Regions from separate parts of the Homo sapiens genome. Here region 2 is linked to region 1. The links are chromatin loops, found by intact Hi-C in ENCODE. Cell type or tissue: mammary epithelial cell. All regions are shown on one strand.

Evidence for each region. A loop is a pair of places that touch in the nucleus more often than their neighbours do. Peaks named below come from ENCODE experiments on the same cell type or tissue, not always from the same donor. Only the 100,000 strongest peaks of a DNase experiment are listed, where the experiment ranks them.
Region 2: a loop joins it to region 1, with 18 times the contacts of the local background. A loop is called at or near these places in 99 of 110 quality-filtered maps.

The regions. Positions count from the first base shown.
Region 1 is chr10:72,363,339-72,365,838 of GRCh38, forward strand. No RefSeq gene overlaps it. Among named protein-coding and RNA genes, the nearest start is that of DNAJB12, 9.7 kb to the left of the region's middle. In mammary epithelial cell, a CTCF peak has its summit at 1,118 (motif pointing right); DNase peaks (open chromatin) are centred at 653 and 1,123; H3K27ac peaks cover 1,423 bases.
Region 2 is chr10:72,833,069-72,835,568 of GRCh38, forward strand. MCU (mitochondrial calcium uniporter) reads left to right here. Exons shown (of 8, transcript NM_138357.3): 2 at 1,291-1,360. Among named protein-coding and RNA genes, the nearest start is that of OIT3, 59 kb to the right of the region's middle. In mammary epithelial cell, a CTCF peak has its summit at 1,344 (motif pointing left); no DNase peak of the experiment used is centred here.

The DNA of each region.
Region 1 (2,500 bases):
TGCTGGGATTACAGGCGTGAGCCACCGCGCCCGTCCACTTTTTTAAATAAACAAAACCAAGCCACTTCCTCTGCAAGCCTGCCTTGAACTCCCAAGTCTGCATTAGATGGCCTTTGAGACAGGGTCTTGCTCTGTCACCCTGGCTGGTGTGCAGTGGTGTAATCTTGGCTCACTGCAGCCTCAACCTCCTTGGCTCAAGCAATCTTCCTGTCTTAGCCTCCTGAGTAGCTGGGACTACAGGCGTGTGCCACCATGCCTGGCTAATTTTTTTTTTTTTTTTTGTTTAGAGACAGGGGTCTCACTGTGTTGCCCAGGCTGGTCTTGAATTCCTGACCTCAGGTGATCTGCCCGCCTTGGCCTCCCAAAGTGCTGGGGTTATAGGTGTGAGCCACTGCGCCTGGCTCCTGCTCTTCTAAGTGTTCTTGTAGCAGCCTGTACTTAACTTTATGGCTTATTTTCTGTTTTCCTCACTAGAATGCAAACTCCTTGAAAACCTTGCTTAGTGCTTGGGTCCATGGTAGGCGATCAGTAGAGTTGTAGAATGAAGAGAGTGAATTATACCTTCTTAATTCCTAGGAAGAATTCCCATTCTTAGGACACAGAGAACAAACAATACATCATGGGCATAAATAGCTCTTTTCCTTTGCGCAATTACATTCAGATCCCTAGTATCACTCTTTTTTCTTTTTTTGAGATTGCTCTGTCGCCAGGCTGGAATGCAGTGGCGTGATCTCGGTTCACTGCAACCTCCACCTCCCGGGTTCAAGCAATTCTCCTGACTCAGCCTCCCGAGTAGCTGGGATTACAGGCATGTGCCACCATGCCCGGCAAATTTTTGTTGTATTTTTAGTAGAGTTTAGTAGAGTCTGTGCTAATCTGTGCTAGCCAGGATGGTCCCGATCTCCTGACCTTGTGATTTGCCCACCTCGGCCTCCCAACAGTGTCACTCTTTATGGTTATGATCCGTCTCTGGCCGTTCATTCCACTCCACTCCATGCGACTCAGGTCCCTGGGGAGGCCTATTTTCTGGAGTAGGGCTGGGTCTAGGCTGGAATCGCGCAGCCTCCCCTTCTCTGGCTCTGGGCCAATGAGCCCTTGCACGGAGCCTTCTTGCCAGCAGGTGGCACTTGAAGCCTGAAAGCTAAACCAGACCCTGTCTCCTCCTCCTTCCTGTTCCGTTTCTTGAGAGAGCACATAACCCTGCTTGGGCTGTGCTAAGGCTTGCAGTCAGATGCCCTCGCCACGGGGCTTGACTCCTGGCTCCCAAGCTGCCGTGCCTGCTTCCTTGCCTGGATGCAGTCATTGCCTGGACCTCTCCTTTGCCTTAAGAGTCCAACAGGGTTATAGAGCATATGCTCTAGCCAGAACTAAAACTAGGTGGGGCACTTAACGATTGTGTACTCACATTCTTTGTTTTTGAGACAGGGTCTCACTCTGTCGCCCAAGCTGGAGTGCAGTGGTGTGATTTCAGCTCACTGCAACTTCTGCCTCCAGGTTCAAGTGATCCTCCCACCTCAGCCGCTGGGACTACAGGTGTGTGCCACCACACTCGGCCAATTTTTATAATCTTTAGTAGAGATGGGGTTTTGCTGTGTCGCCTCAAATTCCTGGGCTCAAGCGATCCTCCCACCTCGGCCTCCTATAGTGCTGGGATTACAGATGTGAGCCACCATGCTGGATGAGCTGAGTCTTGGAGGAGGGGAGGCTTATTCTATCTAGGTTAGAAGAAACAATCTGAATAAAAACCGAAGCAGAAATCAACCCTGTGTGTTCCCATATGCTCCCCAGCTCATCAAAAACTCTGCCTACTAAAATCGTCTCAGGCTGCTCACATGTCACCTTGCCTGAGGACTTTTTCCTTGGGGGACCTTGGTCTCTTCTGGGTCTTAGCTTGTACCTCTCACCTGCACATTTAACCTATTGTGCCAAAGTGCGGCTGTCATGTCTTCTTGAGCACCTGGACCACCCTCTGCTTCCTCAGGCACTCCTAGGAGCTGGTGGAGTTCATTTGGAATTCCATGTACCTGTGATAGGTACCCTTGACCCTGGGTTTCAAGATGTTGCATGTGAGATCCTGACCCTCTCCTGCCATGCTCCAGCTTTCAGCTTTAGCGAGCCCAGGCCAATCAGCAGATCTCTTGTAGGGAAATGAATGTCCCACAAAGGCCGTGAATGAGACTCCTCTTTCAGGCTGGAGAAAGGAGGGTCAAAGGAAAGAGTGATTTTAGGATTCGGGGACAAATTTAAGAAAAGCTCACATTTTGCTTATGCCCCAGGCCTGGAGCAATGAGAAGAGCAAAGCCTTTGCTTTGATACCAGGGACACCCCAAGAGGGGAAAGGTGGCAGACAGATGATAAGATAGGAGAGTGGCCAACTCCTTTGAGAGATAATCTGATATCCCAGAAAGGATGTTAAAAGTGAGGTTGTGGCCTGGTGTGGTGGCTCACACGTGTAATCCCAGCACTTTGGGAGGCCGAGGTGGGCAGAACACTTGAGGTC
Region 2 (2,500 bases), 470 kb after region 1:
AAATAAGACTAGAATGTTAGTTAAAACAATGTGGCTACTAGAGCATGAACAGAATAGAATTTCAGAAGTAGATCCAAATTCATGTAATTATTTGGAAAATTATAAAGATAGCATTTCAAATAAGAAAGGAAAAGATGTATTATTCACTGTATGGGACAGCTATGTTGTCATTAGAGGGAAATTAGTTAGATTTCTACTTAGTAACTTTGACTAGAAGTAATTCCTAATGAATCAAAGATTTAAAACGAAACTAGCTGTGAGCCAAGTCTCAAGTAATTTTTAAATTATTTATTTAAATTGTTTATAAATGTCAGTCTTACATTTCTGCATGCTCTTTTAAGTTGAAACGAGATGGAAATTAATGATAGTCATACAAAGTCCATCAGCACAAAGAAAAATCATTTAGGACTCTGTGACAATGCACACCTTAATACAGCTTAGTAGATACTAAATGATTTTTCTTTGTGCTGATGGAATGGAATATGTCAGGCCTGAAGCTGGTATATTGGATTTTGTTCAGTTAATGCCTGCCCTTCCTCTTCCTTTGATACTTTTTGGGGTTGGGAAAGTAAAAGATACAAAGGAATAAATTAAGCATTTGGCAAGTGAGAAATGTATTCAGTATTCATTCTGAAACATGGTTTAGTTATGAGAACCTGAGTCCCAGATCCACATCCACAGTGATTGCTCTTCGAGGAAGTAGTAGAGGTGGATGTGAGTGTGAGTGATTTTTTCTAACACTCTGAAGCGGTCGTGATTAAGGACTCAACTAGTGAGGTTGCCTCTCCAGGTTTTTTAAAAAGGAGAGTGAACATAAAGACCAGATGCCTACTCAATAATAGTAAATTCTTGATACAGCTACTTAATAACTCTCATACCTGGTAAGAGATAGGAAGGAGACGCAGATCTGAAAGGTAACCGGAGGAAGAAAAAGCCAGAAAGTTTACTTGAGGCCTGGTAGCACCTAGAATCAATATTAAATGTTTTTAAAAGTACATAAAACATGATTTGTATAATTCTAATTTTGTTTAATGTAACATGTATACTTGTGTTTGTATATGTAAATGTGTTTGCATAAATCTTGAAAACATACCAAAATGTTCACCACTATTATTTCAGGATGATAGGAGTTTGAAAGACTTTTATTTTCTTTTATCTGTATTTTTAAAGTTTTCTACAAAGCATGCATATTACTTAAGTAATCATATGTATATATTTATTATATACACACACATAAGTATATGTTTGTTGTTCCATTCTGACAGTAGATGTATCTTTTGTGTTTTCTAGGTACACCAGAGGATCGCTTCCTGGCAGAATTTGGGAGCTGTTTATTGCAGCACTGTTGTGCCCTCTGATGGTGAGTTTCAGCAAATCCACCTTTTATGTCTAATATTATTTCCTTCTTAGCTCAGTGTTTCCTATTCTCTGACACAAAAATTTATAAACCATACTCTTTCAGTTAAGGTGGGCTTAGGGGTCAGAGAGAGAAAGGAGGAGAAGGAAAATAAAATTTGGATGAGAATCTAGTGAGTTTAGAGAAGAAACCAAGAAGAAACACTAAGTTCCATTAAGACTTTATAGGTTAAATGATCATTTATCTTTTATTTTTGAGATGGAGCCTTGGTCTGTCGCCCAGGTGGAGTGCAGTGGCGCGATCTCAGCTTAGTGCAGCCTCTGCCTCCTGGATTCAAGCAATTCTCCTGCCTCAGCCTCCCAAGCAGCTGGGACCAGGCGAGCACCACCATGCCCAACTAATTTTTGTATTTTTTGTAGAGACAGGGTTTCACCATGTTGGCCAGACTAGTCTCGAACCCACGTGATCCGCCCACCTCGGCCTCCCAAAGTGCTGGGATTATAGGCATGAGCCACTGTGCCCAGCCTCATTTATCTGTTAAAACTAGGGACATAGTTAATGTGAAGATCACAGAAGCACCATCTTTGGTGTTTTCTAACCATTGGGTCTTCACATTATGGATAATGATCAAACACTCCAGCCTCTTGTTGTATCAGAGCCTAGACAGAAGGAACTCAAAGTCTGAGACCTCCTGCTCTTGCTTATCTTTTTCCCTACTTAGGCATAGGACTGCAATACTCTTCTTTGATGTGGGAAGGGATAAACAGATGCTTGGAGACCAATGCAATCCTTCGTAAATGTCTATGATGCTATAAACTGGCGACAGGATCCAAACCTTTGTTGTTTTTATGGTAGTGGAGGGAGATGTGTTTACAACTCTTATTGTCATTTCTCTTACCCGGTATTGTGCATTTACAGTTTAGGTTGCTTAGTTTAGGGGTTGACTGTTAGATATGTTTCCTCTGTATAAAGTTTAGTTTGATAGAGCTCTGATTTCAACCTTAGAAACATTAATTCGTAAGCATAACAACCACTGAAAGAGCATCCTGCAAATTTACAAGGGTGCCTAAAACTAAAGAAGCCCAGAAAATGAATCATGAGAACACTAGAATCCCCAACATTTAGTCAGTATAATATTTGCAG